4 separate regions of the Homo sapiens genome follow, and all the other regions are linked to region 2. The links are chromatin loops, found by intact Hi-C in ENCODE. Cell type or tissue: heart left ventricle. All regions are shown on one strand. Each heading gives the region's core, and the rest is flanking DNA. Links, peaks and the distances in the headings are about the cores only. Region 1 overlaps FHOD3 (formin homology 2 domain containing 3). Region 2 overlaps FHOD3 (formin homology 2 domain containing 3). Region 3 has its middle 28 kb from the start of RPRD1A. Region 4 overlaps FHOD3 (formin homology 2 domain containing 3).

The links. Peaks named below come from ENCODE experiments on the same cell type or tissue, not always from the same donor. Only the 100,000 strongest peaks of a DNase experiment are listed, where the experiment ranks them.
Region 1: a loop joins it to region 2, with 2.1 times the contacts of the local background. A loop is called at or near these places in 4 of 110 quality-filtered maps.
Region 3: it touches region 2 in a loop (5-fold over the local background); 24 of 110 quality-filtered maps call a loop at or near these places.
Region 4: it touches region 2 in a loop (2.6-fold over the local background); 3 of 110 quality-filtered maps call a loop at or near these places.

Annotation. Positions count from the first base shown.
Region 1 is chr18:36,368,840-36,376,481 of GRCh38, forward strand. It overlaps FHOD3 (formin homology 2 domain containing 3), which reads left to right. Exons shown (of 29, transcript NM_001281740.3): 3 at 3,841-3,905. Among named protein-coding and RNA genes, the nearest start is that of FHOD3, 75 kb to the left of the region's middle. In heart left ventricle, for the core only: a CTCF peak has its summit at 4,273 (motif pointing left); no DNase peak of the experiment used is centred there; H3K27ac peaks cover 2,580 bases.
Region 2 is chr18:36,568,495-36,576,136 of GRCh38, forward strand. All of the region lies in intron 5 of FHOD3 (formin homology 2 domain containing 3), which reads left to right. Among named protein-coding and RNA genes, the nearest start is that of TPGS2, 260 kb to the right of the region's middle. In heart left ventricle, for the core only: a CTCF peak has its summit at 3,934 (motif pointing left); no DNase peak of the experiment used is centred there; H3K27ac peaks cover 1,181 bases.
Region 3 is chr18:36,092,024-36,099,665 of GRCh38, forward strand. No RefSeq gene overlaps it. Among named protein-coding and RNA genes, the nearest start is that of RPRD1A, 28 kb to the left of the region's middle. RefSeq lists a silencer at 6,794-6,954. In heart left ventricle, for the core only: a CTCF peak has its summit at 4,085 (motif pointing right); no DNase peak of the experiment used is centred there; H3K27me3 peaks cover 536 bases.
Region 4 is chr18:36,391,565-36,399,206 of GRCh38, forward strand. The region is part of intron 3 of FHOD3 (formin homology 2 domain containing 3); the gene reads left to right. Among named protein-coding and RNA genes, the nearest start is that of FHOD3, 98 kb to the left of the region's middle. In heart left ventricle, for the core only: no CTCF peak of the experiment used is centred there; no DNase peak of the experiment used is centred there; H3K4me3 peaks cover 115 bases; H3K27ac peaks cover 5,000 bases.

The DNA of each region.
Region 1 (7,642 bases), core at 1,227-6,226, 200 kb before region 2:
TGAGAACTCACTATCACAAGAACAGCATGGGGGAAACCACCCCCCTGATCCAATCACCCCCCACCAGGTCCCTCCCTCACACCTGGGGATTACAAGTCAAGATGAGATTTGGGTGGGGACACAAAGCCTAACCCTATCACTACGTCATAGAAATTTTCTGAATACTAAATCTGTAAAAAGTACTTAGAACCTCATCTGGCGCATGATAAGCATTCCATAAATGTTAACAACTATTATTATTTCTGAGCCGAAACTGACATAGTGTCCCATAGTGGGGAAGGGAGTATGCCTGTGATTCTTTAATTTTCCTTTGAAAGTTTTAGCCATGAAGGAAGAAAAGGGTGTATTTACTGGAAAGGCAGGGATAAAATGATTGTCTTTAAACAGATATGATTAATTCCCTAAGAGAAGCCAAAGGACTTAGCAAAAAGATTTTTAGAATCAGTGGTAGCAGGGAAATGGCCATATGTAAAAGAAATACATAAAAGTGAAACTTTCTCCAATATGTCAGTTTTAACTAATTAGAAAATATAGTGGTGGAGGGAAGCTACCAAATTTAAAGGGATCTTATGGTGGATGTCCTTTGTTTTATTTTATTTAAACACACACACACACACACACACACACACACACACACACACACACACACACACACACACATATATATAGAGAGAGAGAGAGAGAGAGAGCAAGCAATATGTGAAAATACAATAAGACCAAATAAGGTTTTCCTAAGAAGTCAAGAAGACTTACGTATATGTGTATATATAATATATATGTTATATACATGTAAAACTATTATATTGGACTCTAATTCTTGAACTCTAAGGGATGAGTCTTATATGGTCTTGTATTATTTTTACATATTGCATAATTTGATTTCTCAATATTTTCTTAGATTTTTGCATCTTAGATTTTCAGTGTGTCTTTTTGGTTAGGTTTTAGTACTGAGGTTACACCAGTTCCCTAAAAAACCAGGGACTCTTTTTATCCTTTGTAAGCCCTAGAGGTGGTTATACAGTGAGGCAATTGTGCAGTGAAAGGCAGGGTGGTGCAGGTGACCGTGGAATCAGATTCTGTGCTTTCAACCCTGCTTCTGTTTCCACCAGCCCTGTATGCAAGTTACACCATTTCTACAAGCTTTGTTTTCCTCATCTGCAAAATGGACACAGAAGTAGTACCTACATCAGAGGTGGGTGGAAGCAGGGGTAGGGAAGGGTGAGAGGTCACAGATGCCCTGTTGTGAACCTGGCTGAATCTGGCCACACTCTTCACCCACTTGCCTCTTCCTTAGCTGGTCCCCTCCTTTACTCTGAACCTGGGATCTGGGGCCTCTTCCCCACCTCAGCCTGCTTCCACCATCCTTGTTTCCCAGTTCCATGCAGGTTTCTTCATGTATAGGATTTTGTGTACAGCAGAAGATAAGGTAGGAGCTAGAATATTGAAGCAGAGGAATTGTAAGTGATTAAACTTCTAAAAAAAATAGGACTTTTTTTTTTCTTCTATGCTCTCTTAATTTCCATTAGGGTTTAGCTTAACAAACCAATTGCCTGGTTTCTCGGCATCCGGAAAAGATGACCCCTCCAGGATGGTGGGCTTGCTGGGTCTTGGCAGTCATTGTTTTTATTGAGAGGCCTGGAATCCCAGAGTGACCACCCTACATGCTCACTGTGGGTCTAGAGAATTATGTGGGGAAACACACACTCAAAGTGCAACTTTGCAGTTGTTTGAAGATACAAGAAGGGGCAACCAATGGACTCTTTCTGAAATTCTCCAGAACTTGGGGGCATTCTGAAATGTCTTCCCTGGCCAGCTCATGCTTTTTCTCTCTCTGGGCATCTATAGCATGTTCTTTGTCTGCTATTCATTTGACATTTACCATTGACTTATAACTGCTGGTAATGCGAATTACAGAAAATCCTTGAGATTGGAAGACTAGGATTTACTGTTTCTAATAGTTAGAGCCTGGCCCCTGGCAGGGGTTCACTGATTTTCTGCTCCTAGCTGCTGTCCCCGCTACCCCAGAAAACCTTTCTTGGCAAGTCAAACAAAAAGCTGTCTATAATTCAATTTGGTGCACTTAAATCAAAACTTTCTTCTGGTCTGGTCAGAAGAGTTGAAGGAGTGTTCATGTCAGGATTTTTGAGAGTGAGAGTTTTTTGTGGAGAATATGTTTTTGTGGAAATCTGTGTTCACAGGAATCTTGAACTTCTGTAGACATCGTGTATTGGCTGCAAGCTTCTTGAGACTAATGGCTTCCATATAAAAAATGTAAAACAAATGAACAAAGGAAAATGGAGGGGCTCATTGAATTTTGAGGGGACTCTGAATGCAGACTCTACTTGAAGCAGCTGCTCAGCTGGAGGCTACTGCATGCTTTGCAATTATGCAGCTGGGTTTCCTATTTTCTTTAAAAGAATCCATATTAGTCTGTTCTCATGCTGCTAATAAAGATATACTCGAGACTGGGTAATTTATAAAGAAAAAGAAGTTTAATGGACTCACAGTTCCTCATTGCTGGGGAGGCCTCACAATTATGGTGGAAGGTGAAGGAAGAGCAAAGGCACATCTTACATGGTGGCAGGCAAGAGAGTGTGTGCAGGGGAACTGCCCTTTATCAAACCATCAGATCTCATGAGACTTATTCACTATCACAAGAATGCCCCTGTGATTCAGTTACCTCCCATGACTTTTGGGGATTATGGGAGCTACAATTCAAGATGATATTTGGGTGGAGACACAACCAAATCATATCAGAATCAACAAACCATTGTTTAAACCATACTTCTGTCTCTTACCTGGTCAGATGAATAAAAAATGTAATTGATGTAGTCATTACTGTGAATTCATAATCACAGTATTAGTAGCGTGCCTTGGTGAGATCTCTGTTCCCTTCTCTCCAACACAACCACACACCAGGAGGCAGGAAAGCACTGCCAGATTCTGTTATACATTAAGCCCTGGTGGAGAGAGGTGAGGATGGACAGGGAATCCCGCTTCCAAGAGCCCTGCCACACTACCTGCTGCCATGCTGTTGGCTGGCTCTGCTTTTCCTTTGTCCACTGCCTTCCCCTTTTCTCCAAACCTCAAAGCCTTTGTTCCTGTTGGGTAGCCAGGACTCATGTTTTCTCCCCTTTATCTCCTTCTACCAACTGCTCCGTGCTTTGGTTCCTCTCTGCATAAAGCAGAATGGGCCCTAGTGGGAGTGGAACCTGGGGAGGTCTGCCCTTTTCCTTCCTCATGAGAAATGCAGTGAGAAGGAAGCAGAGGTGAGATGTGGTGTGGTGTAAATTGACGTTTCTGATAATAAGTAGTCTGTAAGCCTTCTTTTGTAGATTCCCATTTTCCTGTAAAAGTACAAGAGAAAAGCCAACACAGTCTTGAATTGATACACAGTAAAGCAGTTCTGATTACCCCATGATGTGTTCCCTTTTCCTATATCTGCCCCCAACCCCACAAAAAGGTAAAAATAGCCATGAGAATGATGAAGCAGATTTGTGTTGTTACATTCCAGGAATTTCACTTCATGGACACAGATTTTAAAATTTTCCCAACATGGTCAAGCATGACTTTGTGCAGACTCTGTGGATGGAATGAATCGATGGAGCTTGGCAGTGAGATGCATGTGCCAAACCAACAAAGTCAGACTTCTTTATTTTATTTTTGTGAAAGTCCTGTGATGTCAACATTATTTCAGGATAGATTCTTATTCAGTGTGGGTCTCTGCTTCTCTGGATCCCCACTTAAGTGGGTATGTCAGAACCTTCACGTGGATTGACAGCATGTGAGGTGTCTCTGCTGACTCCTCTGATGCCCCTGTTTTGTCTCCTGTCTCGTTAGGCGGGGCAAGAAGCACAGCATCATCCTAAGGACGCAGCTGTCTGTGAGGGTCCATGCCTGCATCGGTGAGTGACACCTGCCCTCAGGAACTAAACATATGATGAAAGACGCGACTTATGGGAATAAAATAAAGATTCACTGTTATGCTGTCTGTTTGCACTAGCCCCTATCATGAGTTCTTAGAGTTTTAGTGAAACAATTTCCAGCAATGATTTTTGAAGGCCTGTTTCATTCCAGCTTCCTCTGCTGTTTGGTTAGTGACTGGAGCGTGAGGTAAGACAGCTTGCTGGTGAGGTGCCTTTTGGCAGTGCTGGGGTAGATGAGGTTCTTCTGGGGACTGTGCCATTGTGAGCCTCTAGCACATTGACCTGATCTTCACGTGCCTCCTGGTGGCTCTGTGAGGCATGCCTGTGGGCAAGTGGAGTCTGGGGCTCCAGGTTGTTATCAGGTGACTAAAAGGAAAATCTTGGGTCAGTGCAGGATGAGGGTACGTGTGGATACAGGGCAAGATGCTCTTAAGCAAGCAAACATATTTGTGGTTCAGAATGGCTTGCTGCGGGAAGCCCAGTTTCCTCCTGGTAATGGGCCAAGTTGCGGCAAGAATATAATGTCATAAGAAGGAAAAAAAAGGAACTAAATTTCACTTTATGCCTAGAAGTTTTTAGTATCTGAGTAATTTTGCTTTTGTTTAATGTATGGTGTGGTCTTCATTTAATCCTCTAATCAAAAGAGCGTAGATCATCCTGTTGAGTCCTAGTCTATACCCGAAAACATATTCATGGGTGGAGTGAAGGAAATTATTTCTGGTCCTTCCTTCACTCTGCTTCCCTATTGGAGACCCAGGGATGGGGAGACCCAGGGCTGGAGATGGAGGGAAATCCATGTGATTTCACTTCATTTGGTGTGGAGGGTGGTGAGGTTGCAAGTGTCTTGAGTAACAACCTTTGCCTCACTCTGCAGCTAAAGAATAATTGTTCAGGTGACTCAAACTTCAGGGACTGAAAGGTCAGGGTGTCAGGAGGATTGGTAATCTTGTTGGAAACAAAGTAAGATCTGTAGGACCTCCAGCCAATATTGACTATTCTGCTTCTCAACTGCTTGTAGCACTGAGTAACTGTACAATGTATATGGGCACTTATATTAAATCGTGGCTTTTTTATTACCTGCTTCGTGTTTTCCCAGTGATTTCATATGTATAAATCATGTCTCTCTAAAGGAAAGGTCTGTGACACGACTTTGGATAAACTTCCCCCTTACCCTCATCCCAGATCTAGAACAAATCCAGGCACGTAACATGTACTGAACAGTGTTGAAGTTAAATGTTGAAACACAGTTGATAACTACAAGAAATTTGGGACATGAATATGAATTGTTTTTTCCCAGGAATAGTAAGGTGGCAGAAAGCAGACTTGCATGAAAATGAGCTCAATCCAAATCCAAATGAGCTAACTCCTTTTAAGGAAACTCACTCCTTTGCAGTATGTAGTCAAATATTTCAGGTACAGGATTTTTTAAAAACAACTTCTGTGTTATTGACTTGTCTTATGAACTTCTGTATCCTATCGTCCCATGTGATAGATGTAAGATGTGTGACATCTTATCCTGTGGCATGCTGAGCACCGACAGCCTCTGAAGCCCACACTCAACCAGGACACACATGCTCCCTGCTCTTGGGGTTGACCTGGGGTTTATGGAGTCAGTGTGCTTGCTCACAAACCTCTTTATGCCAATTGCACTGGTTATCAGAATTATGTAATTTAATGAAATAGTACCAAATATTTCATAAACTAATTAAATATGACTACATAAAGGTCACTGCTTCTTTGAAAGTTCACTATTTTGGAAAAGACTCAAAATTAGTCACTACAGAAGCATTTCTGTCAATGTAAATGTGTTATGATAACTATAAAAGGCGAGGGGGAATATTATAAAATCTAAGAGGATTCTACTCTTCATAAGCATCTTCAGCTCCGCTGGACTTCAAAGAAACTAGACTGGAAATCAGACCTTGTTATTGGAGTGAGTTGTAAAAGAAAGTCTACATGGAATTCCAATGGGTAGATCCTTATTCAGAGAACTATTTGTGCCTCATCACAGGTAGACCGGCATGTTTTGCCACAATAGCTGCGAGTTCAAAATGTTGTAAGGTCTTGTTTATGTTTATGTATTTTTTTATGTATTGTTTTCAAAAGGATTTTCTGCTTTAATCAGCTTTTACCATTAATTGCCTTAGGCCTGATTATGTCAGATGAGAGGATTTGGCCGTATAAACTAACAGCAACACCTAAAAAAGGAAAAGTTTTTCCTTTGTATTAAAAGCCTTTTTTAAAATTCCATTTCCTACTATTAGCAAGATCTGGAATAGGTTTATTAGCACTAAATATTATACTTTGGTTATGTATAGAAAATGGAATGTGTGCAATCATGTTGATGAAGTACCTTCCCCTATTGTGACATATTCTTTCCCTTTCCAAATGGCAGTGTTAGATGAGATTTCTTATGGATAAAGAAAACAATACCCGGAACAATTTTGAGTCAAAATGACAATCGGAAATATGACAAGGAGAAAATAAACCTTTTTCACATCTGTTGTTTTAGTCTTTGTTTCTTCTCAAGGTTATTTCCCTCTTTACCACAGAAGAAATAGTTGAAATATTAATGCTACAGGCTTGGGGCACAGTGGCTGCTGTCTCAGCCTCGCACCACATGCAACTCCCCTGAAGACGTTCCTTCCACCCACGATTGGACTGGAAGGATCCAGGACCAGGGTTTGTCTCCTGGGCTTAAAATGCTATCAAGTAAATGTCTCAAAAATAATGCTTTCCTCACCCTACATTCTCTTCTCCTTCATTCCTGTTTTTATTAAGTAGAGGAATGTTTAGAATCCAGGACTGCATGTTAATGAGTTGGAGGTGAGGTGCTTTTGGAATTCTCCAGTGTTAACTTTGGAATCCAGCACCCTTTGGGATGAGAGTGTGGTGGGTGAGCCTTTATGGTTAGCAGCCCAGCAACCCTCACGAAAAATGAAGGCCACAGGGGCTCTGCTTCGATGGTTACAGCTAGCAGCTGAAGCAGGTCTTTTCTGGTAGTGTAGTGGCTCTGAAGCATTTGGCCGGAGGTTGGAATGAGATTTTGGTATAGAGAGAGGCCTCAAACTTTTGTACCTCTGTGCTTTATCTCCACTGTAATTTTTATTTCTTTGTACATTTTTGGTATGACCACTTGATATTGCAGCGAACGCTGCACTTGCCTTCTTAATCTAGCTTCGATCTTTTCAAAGAAATGAAAATTTTGATGGTCATATCGTGGGCATACACTTACAGATAAGAATTAAGACGTATGATAGACATGAGAAGTCTGCATTTTATGAGGTTAGCTAGAGAAAATAAATTTTTTGGTCCCTGAAAAGTGATCCTGTTTCCAGACACCAGAAAAATGTTCAGAGGGCCAACTGGCTCTGATAACTAAATCTCATCATGAAGAGAAAGGAACTAAAGAATTGTGGGGTAAGGAATGGAATCTAGGACTTAAAAAAATAAGGTTTGAAGTCGTTAAGACCCTAAAGTTAATATGTGAGTGTTTTTTACTGGCTGGCTTTGAAGGCATTTTGTTGGGCTAAAAACCCCTGGGCTTCAATTTTCTGAAGCAGATTTTGTCTTCCCATTTAGAAAGTAAAACCCTGGCGATTGATTCTCTGGGTTCCAGGAGGCCTGTCCTTTCAAGTGTCCAATATTGAGTTAAACAAAAGTGTAAAATTTGGGTGAAGATTCCAAAATATCATTTATGCTTGCAGCTGTGAAAG
Region 2 (7,642 bases), core at 840-5,839:
TGGGCTCCACACAGACTGCATGCATGAATCTGACCCTAAACAGCATAGCAGTGACTTTGAGAACTGAACAAGATAGATACTGCCCAGGCCCCAGACTGTCGACTTTGTAGTACACATACAGAGCTCAACCAAATGGCACGGCAAGGGCTCTGAAAACTGAACTGATATTAGAGCCACAGAAGACAGGTCAGAACTTGTGACTCAAACTGAACCAGGTTAATTGCCTGCTTAAACAAAAATGTCAACATTTTCTGTAATATTTAAACAAAACCCAGAGTTTCATAACATTATTTTAAAAATATCCAGGAGATAAGCCAAAATTACTTGGCGCGCAATGAACTAGGAAAATCCCAACTTGCATGGGAAAAGATAGATCACCACCCCTGGGCCAAGTTGATACAGATACTTGATTTTTCAGTTTTTAATGCAGCCATTATGAAAATGCTTCAGGAAGTAAGAGTGAACATTCCTGAAATGAATAGAAAGATGGAAAGTCTCATTAAGAAATAGAATATATAGAGAACCCAATGGAAAATTTAGAAACGAAATTTACAATGAAAGATACAATAACCAAAGTAAAAAGCTTACCAGATGGGCTCGGTAGCAGATTGGAAATGATAGACCTTAAATAAGACACATTAGTACTTATATTACATATGACTGGTCTAATCACAGTAATTAAAAGACAGACATTAATGAATAAATGAAACAAGACCCAACTAAATGCTGCTTACAAGAAACCCACTTATAATGCTATAGGTGGTTTAAAAGCAAAAGGATGCAGGAGAAAAAAACATGCAAACACTAATCAAAAGAAGGTGAAGTGACTATATTAATTATTAGAAGAAGTAGGCTTCAGAGCAAAGAAAATAATTAGAGGCAAAGCAGACATTATAATGACAAAAGAATCAGGTCACCCAGAAAACTAGAGCTTCAAAATTCATAAAGCAAAAACAGAACTGAAATAAGAAATAGAAAAAATTCTGTTGTAGTTGGAGACTTCAATACTTCTTTTTTGGTAATCAATAGAATTGACAGACTGAAAATCAGCAAGGCTATGAAGGAACTGAATGGCACCATCAACCAAATAGTTCTAATTGACATCTTTAGAAAACACTACCCAACTACAGAGAATACATATTACTTTCAAATATGCATAAAACATTCACCAATATAAATCATATCATGGGTCACAAAATAAACCATAACCAATTTAAAATAATTGAAATACTGTAATTTCTGACTGGAATAAAATTAAACTGTAAATCAGTAACGGAAGGAGAACATGAATATGTCCAAACTCTTAGAAATTAACACACTTCTAAATAATCCATGTGTTGAGGAATTCTCAATGGAAGTTAGCAAACGTTTTGTACTAAATGAAAATACAACACATCAGATTTGTGGGATGTGGTTGAAGCAATGCATGAGGGAAATTTCTAGCATTACCTGCATATATTAGAAAAGAGGGAAATAATAATGTAAGCACCTACCTTAAGAAACTAGAGTAAGAAAAGTAAAATAAAACCAAATAAGTAGAAGGAAGAAAATAATAAAAGTAGAAATTGATGAAGTTGAAAGCGGAGAAAAAAATAGAGAAAATCAATGAAACAAAAAGCTGATTCTGTGAAAAGAAAAATAAAATTGACCAACAAGAATGACAAATGAAAAAAGAGAAGATATGCATTGCTAACATTAAGAATGAAAGGGGATTAAACTTCACTTCAATGAATTATGACAGAATACTATGAACAACTCTCAGCACATAAAATTGATACATTAGATGAAATGGATCAATTCCTTAAATGGATCATTTCCTTAAAAACCACAAACTACCAAAACCCACCCAAGATGAAATGATAACCTGACTAGCCCCATTACTGTAACTATTAAAGAAATTTAATTTGCAGTTAACCTTCTTAACAAAATATCTCCAGCCCCAAACAGTTGCCTGGTGAATTCCACCAAACATTTAAAGATAAAATAAAACCAATTTTACAAAATCTCTTCCAGAAAACAGAAGAGGAGGAAACACTTCCCAATTCATTTTATGAGGTCAGTATTACCATGGTATGAAAACCAGACATAAAATACACTGAACAATATTTATTATGAACAAAGATGCAAAAAATCCTCAACAAATATTAGTAAATCAAATCCAGCAATATATGAAAAGAGTAATATGCCATGGTCAAAAAGGATGCAAGACTCATTGAGTATTTGAAATTCAGTTAGTATAACCTACTGCATTAACAATCTGAAGAAGAAAAAACACAATCATATCAGTTGATGTAGAAGAAGCATTTGACAAAATTCATTCATTCATGATTTACAAAAAGCTCTTAGCAGACTAGAAATTGGAGAAACTTTCTCATCTTGATAAAAGACAATTTACAAAAACATATGTCTAACATCATAATTAATAGTAAAGGATTATTAATGCTTTCTCCCTAATATTAGGAACAAGGCAAGGGTGTTCACTCTCACCACGCCCATTGAATATTATACTGAAAGTCTTCACTAGTGCAATAGGGATGGGAAGAGGGATATAGATTGGGAAGGAAGAAATAAAATTGTTCTTTTTCACAAACAGCATTATTGTCTATGTACAAAATTCCAGGAAATCTACAAAAACAAAACAAAAAATCAAACACTCCTAGAATTAATGTTTAACAAAGTTATAGGATATAAGGCCAATATACAAATTCAATTTTGTTTCTATATACTAACAATAAACAATTAGGAATGGAAAGGTTTTTAAAACACCGTTTGTAATAGCTCCAAAGAATGTGAACTACTTATAATTTTGGCAAAAAATACCATCCCAAACAAACATATATTGCATCTATAGTTGAAAACTATAGAACACTGATAAAAGCAATCTGCGAAGATGTATAATAAATAGACATAACAGGTTTATAGGTTAGAAGATTCAGCAGAGTAAAGATGTCAGTTCTCCTAGAATTTATAGATTAACATTATTTCCAGAAAGATTTTGTTGTTGTTGTTGATTTAGACAAGCTGCTTCCAGAATTTGTATTAAAAGGCAAAAGAACAAGAATGGCTGAACCAATTTTGAAAAAGAAGAACGAATAGGAAGAATCATACTACCTGATTTTAACATTTACTCTAAAGCTATGGTGATCCAGATTGTGTGGCATTGGCAAAGGGTTGGACAGACCAATGGGACAGAAACAGACCCGTACAAACACAACCAGTTGATTTTTGGCAAATTTGCCAAAGCAATGAAATAGAAAAAGGACAGTCTCTTTAACAAATGGCATTAGTTGGACCTATGAAAAAAAAATGAACCTCAATCTATGCTTCTTTGTACAACAGTTATCTCAAATTGGATCATAGAGCTACATATAAAGAGGAGAAACTACATATTTTTAGAAGAACACATAAGAGAAAATCTTTGTGACTTCTAGTTAGGCAAGGAGTTTTCCCACCACTTCTCATGACCCACAGCTGGGTAAGGTTAGCCTGGAGAGCTTGCTCCCTGTTTTCTGTTTTTGAGAGTTGTTCAGCGTGTGCTTCTGTTCATTGGAGGCACTGTTCTAACTCATTCCTCACCACACCCCTGCAAAATAGATAGTATGGTATAGCCGTGTCATTTTTGAGATGAAGAAACTGAAGCACAGAAAGATGAATAAATATACCTTGAGTGTAATAAGTTCCATGAGTGGCAGAACAGGAAATGCTCTCTTCCTAGACCTGTGGTGCCATCTACCTCTGTGTTCTGATAGACAGTCTCAGCCTCCACATTCTTCTTGAAAACACAAATCATGAATTTTCATGGCTCCTGTGACCCAGACGTGTGTTTTCAGGGCATCTGTTTTGTTCTTCTGTGTGGGTTTTATTCTCAGGCCCACGTTTGAGGTTGGTGGGTTTTTGCTGCTTGTAGTGCAATATTAACCCACATGAATCTATTTAGCGCCATCTCGTGTCTGGAGCGGTTTACAGGCCGGATTGCTTTAGTAGTAGTGGGTAGGTACAAAAAAGATGTAGTGGGAAAGATTTGATTACCAAAATATGAAAAATTAGCGTGATCGGACACTTGAATTCCATTAGACATGAACTTTGTAGTGATGCACCTCTTCCAGTATGATCCAGTTAATAGAATGTTGCGGGGAACAGATCAAGTCAGCTTTTAAACCTTAGTTTGCCTTCTCCCATTGTAATAGTGTCCTGGCTTCTTGGGCACTTGGCCAGTACCAGAGGCCCTGAGCTCTTGGGGGGAGGCCTTCAGTCCCAGCTTCTCAGCCTTGTGGAGAGTCTTCCCCGTGGATATACCTTCCAGAAGGCTAAAGAGTCTACCTTCTCTCTCCCTGTGTGGTTAGCTGATTTAAAGGAAGGTGCCAAAATGTACCTCAGGATTGGCCTTTTCAGCAGCGGGACTCAGAATGGGAAAAGGACAGTGGAGCAAACTCCTCTTCCATGGAGACTTGCCAGTTTGTTTGGGAAGGGAAGGAGGGAAGAAATGGGAAAAAATAGGGCAGAATGTGCCGAATTCTTGGAGCTCTTCCATGAGGTAGGGGCTGCATCTTTCTGCAGGAGGGTGGGGGTGGTGGTGGTAAGAAAGGATGCACTAGTAAAAAAATTCTAAAAACAAAAGCATGTAACACCTCACATTATTCAGTCTTATTTTTGTTCTTTTTTTTTTTTTTAACATATTTTACTTTTCCATTACAGAAGTAATCGATGCTCATGTTAGAAAGCTGGGAAAATAGGAAAAATACATCCAAAGAATATATACTCAATCACAATGGTTAATATTTTATGGATTTCCTTTTCTTCTTTGTATGCATGAAGATTGGAGTGTTATAACTGGGCACGGTGGCTTATGCCTGTAATCCAGGCACTTTGGGATTCCAAGGCTGGTGGATCACTTGAGCCCAGGAGTTTGAAACCAGCCTGGATAGCAGAAGGAGACCCTATCTCTACAGAAAAAAAAAAAAAATAGCTTGGTGTGGTGGCATGTGTCTGTGGTCCCAGCTACTCAGGAGGCTGAGATGGGAGGATCATTTGAGCCTGGGTGGATAAGGCTGCAGTGAGCCATGATGGCACCACTGCTCCAACGTGGGTGACAGCGTGAGACCGTGTCTCAACTAAAAGAAGATTTGAGTGTTTAATAATGTGATGTTGCTTTTTACTTATTTTATTTAATTATGTGATGTTGCTTTTTACTTATACTTGCTTTTTACTTATTTTATGAGAAACATTTTACAAGTTAGGACATAGCTTTGGTAAATGACTGTGTACGCTGAGTTCTAGGACCATGACAGGTATTTGTGTTTTAGTTATTATTTTGGTATATTAAATAATGCTTCAGTGAACACCTTTGCTTCCTTTTTTATTTTGTTTAAACTTAGAGCTATTTCCTTAGAATAGGTTTCCCAAATCATGATGACTGGGAAAGGGCTTGAAGAGGACTTCGAGGCTCTTAGTATAAACACATACGTGCTCACCCACCCTGGCTGGAAGTGGGCTCTGCTACTTAGGCAGTGATGGAGATTTTGGTCACATCCCTTCACTTCTCAGAGCCTCAGTTTTTTCTTCTTCCAAATGGAGGTAAAAATACCCACTGCATATGGCTTTTCTATTAATAATACCTATAAAGTCCCTCTGGAGAACTTGGCACACAGTGAGCGCTAAATACATGGTAACTTTACAAAATAATTATAGTTCTAGATAGCCTTATTACAGGTTTCTACCAGTTTGCCCTACCACCAGCAATGCATGAAGTTATTTAACCTCTCTAGTGTTTGATACATAATCATTTCTTTTTAAAATACCTTTGCCAATTTGAGTGAAAACACTACCTTATTATTATTTTAATTTGCATTTGTTTTATTATAGTGAGAGTGAAAAATTTTGCATGCTATTATAAACAAGTTTGTTGTCTCTCATATAAAATGCCTTTTTTCTATTGGCATTTAATATTGTCTTACTAGTTTGTATTAACTATTTAAAGAAATTATTCTTTAACATATTTGTTGTCATAGATCCACTTATCTAGTATAATTTTATATCAAACTTTCATATGCTGCATTCAAATGCTGCATACAGATTTCTCATTAGGATGAGAAATGTGATTATAATTGTAATCTCTTTGTAATAAATTCTGTGAATTTTTTTATTGTATCTATAATTTTACTTGCAAATTATGACAATATGTATTTCCAACAATTTTGTATCTTATCATTTTTCATATCTTATTAAATTTGCCTGAAATTCTATAGCAGTGTTAAATAATCCATGGGTTTAATGAGCATCATTTAAAAATTATTTCTGATTAGTAGGAATATCTCTAGTGTTTTACCATTAAATAGACTATGAATCTGTTATTTCTCAAAATATACTGCTTATTGTGTCAAGGATATGTCCAAATAATTTTTAAATTTTTTGAGTTATTACATATTTAGGAGCATATTTTTTCTCAGAATAATGTGGTTTTCTTTTTCTTTTTTCTCTTTTTTTTTTTCTTTGTTCAGACAGAGTTTTGCTCTATCACCCAGACTGGAGTGCAGTGGTGCGATCTTGGCTCACTGCCACCTCCGCCTCCTGGGTTCAAGCAATTTTCCTGCCTCAGCTTCCTGAGTATCTGGGATTACAGGTGTGCACCACCACACCCATCTAATTTTTGTGTTTTTAGTAGAGACAAGGTTTTGCCATGTTGGTCAGGCTGGTCTTGAACTCCTCACCTCATGTGATCCACCTGCCTTGGCCTCCCAAAGTGTTGGGATTACAGGCATGAGCCACTGTGCCCAGCCACTAATGTAGTTTTCTTATTTGATCTTCTGTTGGATAGGATGCATTTTCTAATATTACATATATATTTGCATACTTAGAATTTGTGTTTACTGTTTTCTGTTTTGCTCTTTCTAATCAACGTATTTCATGTAGAATGTTTCCTACAACCCACATATAAACTTTGTGTGTGTTTGTAATGCATAAAAAAAGAATGTAAGAAAATACATCAATATTTTAAGAATGGTTATCTTTAATTTATGGGAACATGAATTATTTTCACTTTATTCTTCTGTATTTTTCTAATTTTCTAAAATAAGCTGTTCTACTGTTACCAGCATAAAAAATGTTGTTTAGAAAAATGTCAATGCCCTGACAATTAGTTATGGGTGAAATATGATTAGGAGCTTAGATGTGACTGGTGGAGTCCTCCTTCCTTTAGGGCATGTAACTTCTGTTTGTTCATTATCTATCAGTCAGATTATTTTGATAATAATGGAGTTGAAAAACTGAGTTTAATGTTTACTTAAAAAACATAGCTAGTGTTTTCTGTTTGGAGAATAATGATGGTATATGGTGACTATATATTTTCCTAAACTAAGAATTTAGGATTTGGTATGTGACGAATGTGTGATATCATGTATTTTCATGATACCTGATGTTTTTACTTGAAAATCTTTAAAGGGAATTACTCATAATATTTAACTATGCATTTATTGCTGACCTATTGGAATAAAATTGGATTAACCCAGGATGATCCCACAGAATCTAAGACTTGCTGACCACAGACTGGGGCACTGGACAGGTTGCTTTTGGAAACTTCGTTTGTCCTTGTGGCCCCAGTGGGAGGCCACAACCCAGACACCATCTCATGAATATCTTTGTCCTG
Region 3 (7,642 bases), core at 1,483-6,482, 480 kb before region 2:
TGAGGCCATCACATCTAGCTCTAGCACTCCGTGTGGTGCCTTAATCACTTCTACAATGTCCCCTCCAGATTCTGTAAAGAATTCAAGCAATTGACACTTATCTCCCTGCAGGGGTGGGGGGCTCATTTTTAAAAAGTTTTTATGGTAAGCTGAAGCTTGCTGACTGTCTGACTTTACCCAGTGTCTCAATCCTTTTTTTTTTTTTTTTTTTTTTGAGACATTCTTGCTCTGTCACCCAGGCTGGAGTGCCGTGGCACGATCTTGACTCACCGCAACCTTTGCCTCCTGGGTTCAAGTGATTTTCGTGCCTCAGCCTTCTGAGTAGCTGGAATTACAGGCATGTGCCACCACACCCGGCTAATTGTTGTATTTTTAGTAGAGATGGGGTTTCACCATGTTGGCCAGGCTGGTCTAAAACTCTTGGCTTCAAGTGATCCACCTGCTTTGGTCTCCTAAAGTGCTGGGATTACAGGCATGAGCCACCCATGCCTGGACCCATTGTTCCAATTCTATTCTCTGAATTCTTATAAAATTAGCCTAACTTTACTTCCACATGATAGCCTTTTAGGTTTATGAAGACTACCATTATAATCATTCACTCAATCATTTAACAAATACATACTTGAAAAGGAGAAAAGCAACCACTGACATGTGCAGTTGGCCTGGCTCTATCACCTGGCCCTCTGTGGTGTTAGGAGCTCATCTGGCATCACAGACAGGTCATGGTATTCTTCTGATGAACATAAACAATCTCACAGAGCACCTACATCAGACAAGGGCACTCTATGACCTCGGTAAAGTGAGACAAAAACCAAACCAAACAAAAACAAGACCACTTCATAAATTTTATCCAAGAACAGGAAAAAATAAAGTCACTGTGTAAACCACAAAAATAGCCTCCTCTTCCTGCTAATATAACTGCTGCTTCTTTACCAATTATATCCTTAGCCTTGCTCTCTTCTTCCCCCTTCTAAAAAAAAATTTATTAAAATACCCAATCAGATAATTATTCCTGCTTCCTGGCATCATTCAATTCAGAGCAAAACCTCACTTCCTTGAAACCTCTGCCAAATCACCTAACTTAAGCCCAAATCCTCCTTGCTAACATACCAAGCCATTCCATGGTTCCCCCTCTTGTACATTCTCTTTCATGACAACAAGCCAAAAACTCAACTTGTTCAATTACAGGTATGTTCCTGGTGGTCTTTGGCTGGAAGGCATTGACATACTGAACACCTAATATAAGCCAGGCACTAGGGATAGGGCAATGAATAAAACAAACAAAAATCTGTGTCTCCGTCAGAGCTTCTGTGGAAGTGAAGAGTGAACCAGGTGAAAGCATAATATGGTGTGTTAGTTGTGCTATGTGCCATGTGGAAAAGTAATGTCGAGGAAGGAATATGGCTGTTGGGATTTTGGTTCACTAGGAACAGGCTTACTAAGGTGCCACTCTGAGATCTGAGGGAGGGGACATGTGACCCGTGCAGCTATTTCGGGGTGTTCAAAGAGCGAATGGCCAATACAAAGGCCCTAGGACAGGAAGGTGCCTGGGGTGGCTCAGGAGCAGCACGGAGAACTCCTGTGGCTGGAGTGGGTGATCAAAGAGGAGAGGAGTAGGAGACAGTAAGATGGGGCGTGAGGAGAGAACAATGATCAAATAGGGTCTTATAAACCACTGCCAGGATTTTGGCTTTTACTTTGCATAAGTGAGATGGGAAGTTGTTGCAAAGCGTTGAACAGAAAAATCACGTGGTTTCTTCTTCTTTCTTTCTTTTTTTCCTTTTCTTTCTTTCTGTTTTTTTTTTTTTTTTTTTTTGACAGAGTCTTGCTCTGTCACCTAGGCTGGAGCACAGTGGCATGATCTTGGCTCACTGCAGCCTCCGCCTCCCGGGTTCGAGTGACTCTCATGCCTCAGCCTCCTCAGTAGCTGGGATTACAAACACATGCCACTATGTCCACCTAATTTTTGTATTTTTAGTAGAGACAGGATTTTGTCACATTGGCCAGGCTGGTTTCAAACTCCTGACCTCAAGCGATCCTCCCACCTCAGCCTCCTAAAGTGCCGGGATTACAGGCGTGAGCCACTGTGCCCGGCCCAACATTTTTTTTTTTTTGTAAAATATCTTTCTAGCACACTACATTGTTTATCTATTTAACTTACTTCTTGTCCGCCTATTCTTTTTTTTATTTTTTTTGTAAAGACAGGGTCTCGCTATGTTGACCAGGCTGGTCTTGAACTCCTGGCCTCAAGCAATCCTCCTACCTCTGCCTCCCCAAAGTGCTGGGATTACAGGAGTGAGCTACTGACCCCAGCCTCTCTGCCTATTCTTACTAGAATAAACGTTCAATGAGAGCAAGGATTTGGGTCTATTTTTCTAATTAACAAACACTGCACAGAACAGTGTCTGGTTATAGTAGGGGCTCAATAAGTACTTGTTGAATGAATAGTTTTTGGATCCATTGTGACTTTTGTCTCACATCCATGAGCATGCTCCTTTGGCAGTGTTTCTCTAAAATGATCAGGGGATGTTCCAGCCAAATTCTGGAATAGTAGGATGTTTCTCCTTTGTTCAAACCCTGGCATTTTATGGTGCAGCCCAGCAAGCCTAGCCTGTTTGGCAGGCATATCAGCCACTTCATGCCTCCCTATCCAGAACCTTGTACTTTTCCTGCGAAGAAGAAAATCTACAGTCAGCCAACCCCTCGTAGCTCAGGATATGTGCTGTATCTCTAACAGTGGAATCACACATCTCATAGGAAATGGAGAAAAAGGACATCAGACATCCGACTGCAAAATCTCTTTTAAGAAAGGATGTCCCCAATAAAAGAACAAAGAAAGGAAGGAAGGAAAGAAGGAAGGAAGGCAGGAAGGCCCAGCTTGGGCAACATAGCAAGGTCTCATCTCTACTAATATATACATAAATAAATAAAACCGGCATGGTGGCGTGCACCTGTAGTCCCAGCTACTCAGAAGGCTGATGTGGGAGGATTAATTGAGTCTAGGAGTTTGAGGTTGTAGTGAGCTATGATTGTGCCACCTGCACGCTAGCCTGGACAACAGAGTGAGACCTTGTTTAAAAAAAAGGAAAAGTAAAGATGCCAAACTTGAACTCCCAAATTTTCAACTTTGGAGACCGTAGACAGGAGTTTAAGTTTCTTCTGTGGCATCAACTAGCTCTAGGACTTTAACCAAACCAATTAACCTCTCCAAACTTCGTTTTAGTCATCTGCAATATGAAACTAATAAGGCCTATATAGTAAGGCTGTTATGAGGATTGGGTAGAATTATGTAGAGGACTATAGTAGACCTTAGTAAATGCTATTTTTTCTTACTTCATAATCTCTTCCCATTTGCCAAATGTTTTCGGCTAAGATGAAGTGGGAGTAAAAATTAGCTGGGCGTGGTGGTGAGTGCCTGTAATCCCGGCTACTCAGGAGGCTGAGGCAGGAAAGTCACTTGAACCCGGGAGGCGGAGGTTGCAGTGAGCCGAGATCATGCCATTGCGCTCCAGCCTGGGCAACAAGAGCGAAACAGCGAAACTCCGTCTCAAAAATAAATAAATAAATAAATAAATAAATAAATAAATAAATAAATAAAGGACAACTGTGATATCTATTCTTTTGTATCTGGCTTTTCCCACTTAGCATATGTTTTCAAGGTTCATCCATGTTGTAGATAATTTTTTGTCTACAACGTTTTTGGAGATAAATTTGTTTTGTCTACAATTTTTTGTAGACAATTTTTAAATTGCATTTTCTTGTATGAGTGAGATTGAAATCCTGTAATATGTAAGCTTTTATATGATAAAAAGCCATTTGCGTCTTTCTCCATGACCACTTAATTCATGTTTGTAGTCCATTCCTCCTATCCAAGAATAGGAAATAACTTTACATGTACTCAAATATTTTGGCCCATCAGCAGCATTTGAGTTTCTCTTCACATACTTCTTGCACAGTTATGTTAAATAAAACTAGTTCTTTAAATTTACACCAAAAAAATAGCTAGTAATTGAACACTAGTAGCATCATTTCTAAATTAGTCATCTTCTCAATTTGTAAAATTTGAAGTTGTGTTAAAATTCCACAAGGTGGCAGACTGGTTCTACTAAGTTGGGCTTACTGCATGGGTTTAAATAACATCCTAAATGTGTTATATGCATTCAATGGAATAGTATTTAGCTTTAAAAAAGTGATATTCTGACACATGCTTCAACATAAATGAAAAAACTTTGATAAGATTATATTAAGTGAAATAAGCCAGTTACAAAAGGACACATATTGTATGTTCCACTTAAATGTGTAGTCAAAATCAGAAAGACAAAGTAGAATGGTGTTTGGCTGGGAAAAGAAGAAATGGGGAGTTATTGTTTAATGGATCCACAGTTTCACTTTCAGAAGACATAAAAATTCTGAATATGGATGGTGGTGACGACTGCACAACAATGTTAGTGTACTTAATGCCACTAAATTGTACACTTAAGAATGATTAACAAGGTAAATTTTATGTTATTGTATATTTTACCACAATAAAAAAGATGGTAAAAAATAAGATTCAAGTAAAGAAATGTATAAAGAATACAAAAGTCTTCCACTGTACTGTGTATCCTTCCAAAATTTCTGTAAGTACACCCACACCCAGGTGTGGTGTGTACTCAATATTTTACACTGTATTGTTCAATCAAGAGAAATATCCACCTCATCCTTTTTTAGAAAAAAACTTAGGAAAAGTTACTTTTTTCCTATGCAGTAGAATTCTGTGAGATTCACTACATATAGATTTGTGTAACCACCACCAAAATCAGGATACAGAATGATTCCATTACCATCTCTCAACCCCTGCCCCCCAAAAATCAAACTCCTATGCTAGTATTTTACAGTCACAGCCTTCCCAAAATGAACCCTGGGCAACCACTGATCTTTTCTTCCTATCATATTATCTTCTCCAGAGTACCATATAAATGGAAACATGTAATATGTAACCTTTTGAGTCTGCCTTCTTTCACTTAGCAAAATCACCATGTATTCATGGAGGTTGTTGCCTGTGTCAGTAGTTTATTCTTCTCACTACTGGGTAGTATTGCACTACACAGATATACCACAGCATTATTTATCCATTCAACTGTTGAAAGACACTTGGGTGGTTTCCAGTTTCTGGTGATTGTGAATAAAGCTGCTATACAAGTTTTTGTGCAAATGTTAAGTTTTAATTAGTCTAGGGCAAATACACAGGAGAGGGATTGTTGGGTCATAATGTACCCATAATGTAGTTGTATATTTACCTTTGTAAGAAATTACCAAATTGTTTTCCATAGAGGCTGTACCATTTTGCATACCCACTACCAATGTATGAAAGTTTAGTTACTCCACATCCTTGCTGGATATTGATATTGTCAGAATTTTTAATTTTAGCCATTTTAGGAGGTGAATACTGACAGCTCATTATGGTGTTAATTTGCATTTCCTTAGTGATTTATGCTATTGAACTCTTTTCATGTGCCGCCATGTGTTCTCTTTGGTGACATATCTACATATCTATTCAAGTTTTTCCCACATTTTAAAGAACTAGGTTGTTTGTTTTCTCACCATTGTGTTATGAGAGTTGTTTTTATATTCTGAAAACAAGTTCTTGGTTGGATATGTGATTTACGAATATTTTTCTCCCAGTTCATAGTTTCTCTTTTCTATTCTGACAAAACAAAAATTTTCAATTTTTTTTTTTTTTTGGTGGAGGAGACAGGGTCTCACTCTGTTGCCCAAGCTGGAGCACAGTGGCACCAACATGGCTCACTGCAGCCTTGACCTCCTAGGCTCAAGGGATCCTCCTATCTCAGCCTCCTGAGTAGCTGGGCCCACAGGCACATGCCACCATGCTCAGCTAATTTTTTACTTTTTTATTTTTTGGCAGAGATGGAGTCTCACCATGCTGCTCAATTGCTCAGGCTGGTCTTGAACTCCGGGGCACAAGCAATCCTCCTACCTTGGCCTCCCGAAGTGCTGGGATTATAGGTGTGAGCTACTGCGCCTGCCCAAACATTTTCAATTTTTCTGAAACAAATTATCAACTTATTCTTTTATGGATTGTGCTTTTGGTTCAAGTTTGCCTAACCCCAGGTTAGGAAGATTTTTCTCCTATATTTTCTTCTAAAAGTGTTATGGTTCTATATTCATATCTATGATCCATTTTGGATAAAGTTTTGTTTGGATTTTCATTTTGTTCTTTTGCCCATAATGTTCAGTTGTTTCAACACTATTTTTTGAAAAGACTGCTATTACACCATTGAATTGTCTTTTCACCTGTGTCAAAAATAAGTTGATTATATTTGTGTAAGTCTATTTCTAGGCTCTCTATCCTACTTCATTGATTTGTATATTTTTCCCTTGGTCAGAACAACCAAGTCATGATTATGGTAGTTTTATAGTAAGTCTGAAAGTCAGATAGTATGATTCTATCAACTTTATGCTTCTTCAGAATAGTTTTGGTTATTCTCATTCCTTTGCCTTTCTATATAAATTCAAGAATCAGCTTGTCTATACTTAAAAAGATCCTGCAATGATTTTGATTGAAATGAAAACATTTATTATGTTTTTTTCCAATCTATGAACATAGCATATCTCTCATTCAGCGTTTTTTTTTTTTTTTTTTCTTGAGACGGAGTCTTATTCTCTCACCCAGGCTTGAGTGCAGTGGCGCGATCTCGACTCACTGCAAGCTCCACCTCCCGGGTTCATGCCATTCTTCTGCCTCAGCCTCCCAAGTAGCTGGGACCACAGGTGCCTGCCACCACGCCTGGCTAATTTTTTGTATTTTTAGTAGAGACAGGGTTTCACCGTGTTAGCCAGGATGGTCTCGATCTCCTGACCTCATGATCTGCCCGCCTCGGCCTCCCAAAGTGCTGGGATTACAGGTGTGAGCCACCGCGCCCGGCCGCTTGTTCTTCTTCTTCCTCTTCTTCTTCTTTTTTTTTTTTTTTAAACACAGCATTTTGTAGTTTTTAGTATAAACACCCTTTACATGTTTTGTTAGAATCATACCTAAGTGTTGCAATTTGGAGGGAGCAATTTTAAATGGAATTTTATTTCTTAATTTTAATTTCCAATTGCTCATTGTCAGTAAACAGAAATAAAATTGACTTTTGTGTGTTGATATTGTATCCTGTACAAAGCTCAATTCACTTATTAGTTCTAGAAGTGTAACCAAACTCAGGTCCAGCTGCTCACCACCTATCAAGCTAAAAACACAAGAAGCAATGCATGGTAAAAGAAAAGTAACCTTTATTTCAAATGCCATCAGTGAGGGAGATAGCTGAGCTCAAGTCACAAAGAGATCATCTCAAACTTTTGGGCTGACTGAGGGAGTTTCAAAAGAGAAACTTGCTGTGAGAATCATGTAGGAGTGTTGCAGGGTGCAGCTCTGCATGCCTTGTTCTGATGGCTATCTTGAATAATCATCTATTCAGAGGTCTTGTTGGTGTTATCTTGACTTCAGTCTGGTGGTGGTGAACTAATTGTTTATGGACTCCCCTAAAAAGATGGATTTCCCAAGGCCTCCATGCCTGGTTTGTTTCAAGATTAGTCCCTGGAACTTTTAAACAAGGAGATGGTTAGATAAGTGTGTATGGTGCAAGGGAGTGTCTGGTAGAAA
Region 4 (7,642 bases), core at 897-5,896, 180 kb before region 2:
TGTCCTGGAAGCCTGGGGTTTGTAACCAGACATGCCTGGCTGAGCCCTGGGTTTACCACTCAGCAGCTGTGTGACCTTAAGTAGGACCCTTGTCTCAGGTGACTCTTGTAATCTTCCTAGGCCTCAGGTGACTCTTGTAAAGGGCATGGTTGGTCATCGTGTGCACACCTTACAGGGTGGGTTGGAGGCCTGGATGAGATGATGAGACACCTCCTGCCCCTCCAGCTTTCGTTCTGCTGGTGGCTTTCCAGACAAACCATGTGGCCCCCTGACTGTGTTGGTGCCTCCCCTGTGTCTGCTGACTCCTACTCAATTCTTAGGCTCTGCTCAAATGTCTCCCCATGCCACAGGGAAAATGGCTTGTGGTCTTCTTTGTCCCCCACAGCTGAGATGGGGCATGTAAAGCACTTGTCATAGGCCCTGTGGCATGCTGTGCTCACCGCACACGTAAGCTCTGGCTGTCCTGCCCAGTGGCACTGGACCCTGGTGTAGCGGGGTGGACTTTGGAGCTGGCCCTCCTGGTTCATACCCTGGCACCACCACTTAGAGGCTGCATGACCTTGAGCAGGCGATTTCTCACCAGCTCCATTTTCTTACCTGTAAAATGAGACAGTCATAGGGTTTTGGGGGGTTAAATGAGTGAATTCATGCCAGGTGCCCAGAACCCCCACCCAGCACAGAGTAAGCACTGTGCATGGGGTAGCTATAATTGGCTTCCCTAGCACAATGCATAACACATGATGGGTCTTAATATATCTATATGAATAATAAGGCCAGCAGAGTGTGGGATTATAGTGAGAGCCGAGCTGAAATATCAGACTGTGGAGTCATCTTCCTTTTCTTCCCAAAACCCTCTCAAGTTTCCCTGAAGTGCTGATAACTTATAGTGGCCAAAGCTGAACAGTGTCTGCTAAGAAAGCCCTCCCTGAGTAGTGGCCAAAGCTGAACTGTGTCTGCTAAGAAAGCCCTCCCTGAGTAGGGGACAGAGGAAAGTCTACTTCCTGCCCTCCCAGGCTCTGATCCTCAAGCTGCTGTCACTTAGAGACCTAGAGACATGGCAAGACTGTGTAGAGTGAGGACAGGACTTTCCTGGGGCCAAGCAGGGTATATCTCCTGCTTCCGCTTCGTCTGATCTTGTCTGTGTTTCATGCGCAGGCAGCTAATTTGTACCTCATAGATTCTTTTTCCTTTGGCTACTGTCATGGCAGATGGGAAAGGAGGTTTTAATGAATTAGTGTTTTCTTTTGGAGATTAGGCTTTCATTATAAATATAACTGCTGACACACAGCCTTCTGGTACTTACATATCATTTGCCAATTAGGATAATGGACTGAGAAAGTCTCTTGGAAAGTGACATGGCCAAAGTGAAGCCTGTAACTCAGCTTAGGGTTTTGGTGAGTGAAGTCCTTTGCCAACTGGAAGCAACATATATTAAGTCTGCCCACAATATGCCTGTGCTTAGAGGTCTGAAAATATTCATGACCTTTGAGAAAGAAAGATTAAAATTAGTAGGCAGAAATGCTGCAGCCAGCTCCAGTTAGTTTGTGATGTGGTCATTCCAGAGTGTCTGCCATGCTGGCCACATGCTTCTGGGACGGCTGCAGGGCAGAAGGCTGCCTGCTTAATTTTAGAGTTAAACAAACGTAATGGCGAAAGCATTTATGATGGATCTGAATCTGGTGTGGCATGCTGTGATATTTCCATCACTGCATTTAGGGGTCCAGATCTTCTGGACACTTTCTCTTTCCTTGTATTGTTCTCTCCAAGGTTTCTCCACCTTGACACAATTGACATTTGGGGCCAACACTTCTTTTTTGGTGGGGTTGTCCTGTGAATTGTAGGATTCTTGGTGGCATCCCTGGCTTTTACCCACTAGATGCCAGTTGCAATGCCCCTAATTGTGACAGCAAAAGATACTCCTAGACATTGCCGAATGTCCCTTTGAGGGCAAAAGTGGTTGCAGTTGAGAACTGCTGCTCTAGAGCTGGCCCCAAGACAGTCACAGAGGGACTAAGAAGCTGTCCGTAATCCCCACCAATTCAGGGTATTGGGCTACACAAAGGCAATCAGTCATTCATTTCCCCAGGAAACCATTCTCCTGGAGTCCCAGTTGTGTGCCCAACTAGACCTGGAGAATACAAAGGGGAGTGAAATGAGCCTAATTCTCTAAGCAGCTTAAGGAAATGGGTGTTGTGATTGGGGCCAGAAGGCTTCCTCTTAAATTATACTGATCCTACTGCAGGGTTGATATTAGGGTCCCAAACTTCAGAAAACTCTGGGTTCTGATGGTTTCCTATGTGAGGGCAGGGAGCTAGTTAATCCACTTGGATCCACAAGCCCGGGGACTACAGATATATTAGTCTTAGGAAGGGACTTGGAAAGTGAGTGGCTTGATTAAAACTTAGAAGGGTTTATTTAAATAACAAGAAGGGGCTGAGGGAACCATGGGAGAAAAGACACACAGATGAGCGTGAGCAGAATCAGAGTGAATTTGCTAACAAAGCAAATCCAACCTACTTGGGCAGATCAAGGAAGGAAAGAACACTGGTATGGGAGTAGGGGAGTGAGAAATATCAGGCTGAGTGAGGGAGACCTGGATTTTCTGAGCCGTCTCCTGGGGAGCATGCTATCTGTCTTATGGATTCATTGTTATGGTCAAACAAGATAATATCAATTTAAATATTGGGCTTCCCAGATGAAAGTCATTATTAAGGTCATCGTGTAGACAGTCTTCACAAGCAGACATTGAGATTTTTACTTTACAAAATAGAAAATAAGGAATCATTGACATGAGATTTTGAGCAGGGGAGAATATTCTGGAAATGGCATATAGAATTAATTGGATGGGAAGGAGCCAAGAGGAAAGAGCGGTATAGCTGGCCAACAACCATCCCCACCCCGCAGCACTAGATGGGGACCACCCACCATGCATGTTTTGAAAACCTAGGATTTTTACTGTGAACTTACAGATCTAAGTGTATTTGATGGGTTTCAATCAGTTGCACTTAATGTACTTGAAGTTTGAGTTGTCCCATTTTTGGCCACTGGAACCCAAGGAGGCTTCTGAATCATCACGGGTGTTCTCTTTAGCTTCCTCTCTTAGTGGTAGAGCAAGATGTTTCAGTTCATCTTATGCATCACTTGCCCCAGGCCTGTAATCAACTATGTCTCTAGGAAGCCCAGTTTGTTGTTGTTGTTGTCGTTAATAGAAAACATTTCAAAACTGCAATTTGAGTGCTGCAGATGTTCACTGCTACTGGATTGTCATAGTTTCTGAGCCTCCTCAATGGGAGAAGCTGGGAGATACGTGTTGTATACATGTATATTTATTTACCTAGGATAAAGTAGCTCATGAGAGCATACTAATACTTCAAATTCAAGTTCTGTGCTACAAGGTTTTTACATAGTCTCTTCTATATTACACCCTCATCTTGTTTCTCTACCCCTACATGTCCAGGTTATCAAGAACACAAGAGTGGATAGAATTAGAATATCCCATATTTACCCACTTAAATTTATATCACACTCAGAGAAATATCAGAATAACAGTACTACCACCATCAATATAACTACTGAGAACAGTTTAGGTTTTTTTTTTTCTTTTTTTGTGTGTTTGCTCTTCTCATTTAAAAATATCTGTATCTAGGGAGGCTGAGGCAGGAGAATGGCATGAACCTGGGAGGCGGAGCTTGCAGTGAGCCAAGATCATGCCACTGCACTCCAGTCTGGGTGATAGAGTGAGACTCCGTCTCAAAAAAAAAAAAAATCTATATCTGCATTGTCAGAATGCATAGCCATTGTAAACTATACTCACTTCACTTTAGCTGTCATTTTCTCTTAGTTCTGCAGGTTTCTTCATGTTTAAAGTTCACCATCAATCTTTATGTTGATATCTTTCTAGTCATTTTGTGTGTCTGAAACTCATTCTCGAGTTGGGGAGTCTTTGATGTAAAAAAATGTTTTCATAATAATTCTTTTTTTTCATAATAATTCTAAGATGGTATTTTCCTTTTATTTATTCCCCTCTTTCATTCTCACATGAGTGCATGGAGTTTTCCAGAACCTCTGTGACTTGTGATATCACAACAAATTAAGTGTATAACAGATATGTGAGTCTGGCTGTTACTAAGAGAAATATTAAAAGGATTTACAAAAATAAAAGCAGTGTTACTCTTATGAATTTTTTTGTTTGAGAAAATAGTTATTTTTTCTAAAATATGTTGTATGTACATTAGCACATACTGGGTTTGCTATTTTTGATTAATTCATAAAGAATTAAAAATTTCTGTTTCAACTTCTAAGAGGTAATTTGTCTGTAGATATTACCCACATAAACACAGCTCTTTGGGATCCTAAATAAATTGAAGAGGGTAAGGAGTCAGAAAAAATTTGAGGACCCTCCTTCTAGTAGATTCTTTAGAAAGGTCTCTGAAATTTTGCACGTTAACAGTTTATTGGTATGCTTTATAAGATTTTTGCCATGTATAATATCCTTGGCCAACATTTTATGTCCTTGTTACTGCATTTTTTCGTATATAAAGTATTGCTTTTGAAAAGTCTGATGATAATAAGCTTTTATGTCCCTTGTTATTTTTGCCTAAAAGATTTATTTTTTTCTGTAAAGTCCAGTAATTAGACTGTGTCTTGGTATAGGTCTTTCTGAGTCAGTATCCTCAAATACATGGGGGATCTTTTATGTGGTTTCAAATTATATATAAAATTTTAGGAAAGTTTTCTTATAGTTTTCAATATTCTATTCCTTTGCTTTGGTTCACCTTGTTTCAGGGACCCCTGTTAGGTGTGTGTTAGACCTTCTTTGCCTACCTGCAGTGATTCTGTTTCTCTTGAATCACTTTTGTCATTTCTTTTTGATTTGAAAAAATGTCCCCCTTTAACTTTCTGCATCTCTTGAAGCATTATTATTATTGTGTTTATTTAGTTTTCTGTCCTAGTTTATCATTTCTTTAATGACTTTTCATTTATTTAAATTCAAATGATATTCTTGAGTTCTGTTCATTTCATTTCTGTTTTTCTAATTCTGATTTATGTTCTTAGCTTGTATCTCTTATTTTGAAAAGGTAGGTTATAAATTTGATTTTAGGTATGACTTTAGGTACAATTTAGGTGTGATTTTAGGCACTTTAGCTATGACTTTTTGACATGCTTTAATTGTCTGTACAGATGTTATTAAACTCCTTATTCTCTTCTTCCTTATAATAATTCTGTATGAAATTTGACCTTGATATTTTTATGTTGCTCATTTTTATATAAAATCAGTTTTCTTGAACTTTTAGCAGGAGGCTTGGTTCACATTTTTTTTTTAACTTCACAGACATCTATTGTTTTAGCATAGGGTTTAGAAACATGACTGATTGCATTCTGAGATTTCTTGTCTCTATTCTTGTCTCTCACTTTTATTTTGAGCATTTCTTTCCTTTATATTACTGCTCCACTATTTCTGAGTTTTAATTCCACTCCCAGCAGTTTCTCCTATCCTGGAAGGAATCCCTGGGGGCCAGTTTTAAGAATTCATAGAAGCTAGATTGCTACAGATCTTTTAGTCCAAACCATGGGACCATTGACTTACCTAGCATTAGATTGGTCAATACCCCTCTCAGTTTCAGCTGCTGTTCTCAAATGAGCCTAATATACTCTCCAGTGAATATCTGCTGGTTATTTTGGCTTCTCCTGTTCTCAGGTCTGTCAGATGTCTCATTGTTTCCCTCTACTCTCTGCTGAACAGATAATAATAGCATGCATATCTCAGGCTGTTGGTGGTTTGTCCTTCTACCCTTTTATTTTAGTGTTTGTAGAAATTGTTTTTACCCATTTGTATTTTGACATTTTTCATTTTATAAATATTGCTTATGGTGCTTTTGTTTTGCTTTCTGGTTGCTTTTTTAAAGGATGGGTTTTAGATACTAAAAACTATTTTGAGATTCACACACATTTGTAACAAGTAGTATAGAGACCCCATATGCTCTTCACCCATTATTTGTTATATTTTAATGTAGATTTATATAGAGATTCAAATAGTATGTCTCTGCCTCCATCTTTATAGAATCCTGTCTTTATTGGTGATTTTTAAGATAATTTCCTAAAAATGGTTACTTAGAATTCAGTTTACTTTTATATAATGAACTCCCAAAACAATAGGAAATGCCTTCAAGAGAGAAGTGCCCTTTCCTATCATGTAAAATTAGAAGACTAGGGGTCCGCACTCTAGGGCTAGTATGGTTGTTCCAGGGGGATCAGATTGACTGCTTGAGTTTTAGGCATTACTTCTGCATTCTAGGCAGCAGAAAGGAGGGAGGGTTGATGAAGGACTTGCCCTATGCTCTTAAGAGGCTTTCTGGAAGTTTACTGGAACATTTCTGTTTACATGTTATTGGACAGAATTTAGTCATGTGGATACAGGTAGCTGCTAAGGAGTCATGGAACTGAATGGTTTTATCTGGCTACTAGGCTACCCAAAGAAACACTGGGGTTCTTCTAGTAAGAAGGAGAGAGTGGATATTTTAATAGGCAACCCAGAAATGAATGGGTTTTTCCTGCTGTATTCTTGAACACAAACGTGAATAAATATGCAGGAAGTTAAAAGGATATTTTGAGTATGATTTTAATCTTAACATATTTTTCTCATTACATTTATGCTGTTCTGCAAATGAAAACAATTCAGTGCTATGAATTGAACTATTTGCACCATATCTTGGGATGCTGATGGCATCTCAGTGCAGATCTTTAGTCTCTTGGCAGTAGCAGTAGGTGGAGAGAGATGTTTCTCCTTCCTGCCTTTCTAGCAATACTTCCTAAGATGCTGTCTTTTAAGTGTGGTAATAAGCTGCTTTCAGTTCTTTTGGATATATACCCAAGCATGGAATTGCTGGATCATGTTGTAATTCTATAACCACTGTTTTTTTCAGAAAGAAAATGCCGGCACTCAGTACTGGTTAGGATTCCAGTTGCAGTAGGTGCTCAGAGCCTGAGGGGAGTGGAGCTGTTGTGTAGTCTCAATGATTTGTTCCATTGTGATGGTCAGGGCATATCAGGAACAAGCCAGGGCAGGTGGGTGCCTGCTGTATGGTTGGTGCCCTGTGCATGCCTAGGCAGAGCTTTAAGCGAGTGGTCAGTGTAATCCCACTCATTCACATGTGCTTTGCGTTCCCTTCAACCTTTGTTCCAAGTTCCAATTTACCAAAATAGGTAAAAGTCTGCCTATTTTCCATGATGCAGGTACATTGTATGTCTGTGACCCCCTCTAAAGGGATGTTTTTGGGTACATTTCAGTGTGTTGTGAGGAGGGAGGTATAGGACAGGGATGGGGGGGATCTGAGGAGAAATATGTGTGGCATGTGGGAAGGCTGGGATCCCCTGTCTTTTGGTCTGGCTGGTGTTGAGACTAGCTCTGAACTCATTCTTCTGGGAGACAGTGTGAGATTTTTGTGATCTAGGACTTATTTGTCCAAAGCTGCCTATTTTCCAGGATTGGAGGAGAGTTTGGGTACCTTGTATCTGACATCAAGCAAGCAGAGATCTACGCCACCCTTCCAGGAAGGGGACACTGCTGTTCTGAAAACAGGCCCATCACATTCCTTGGTGTTGATAATGGGGCACTGGAAGGTGTAGCTCAGGTGCTTCTCCT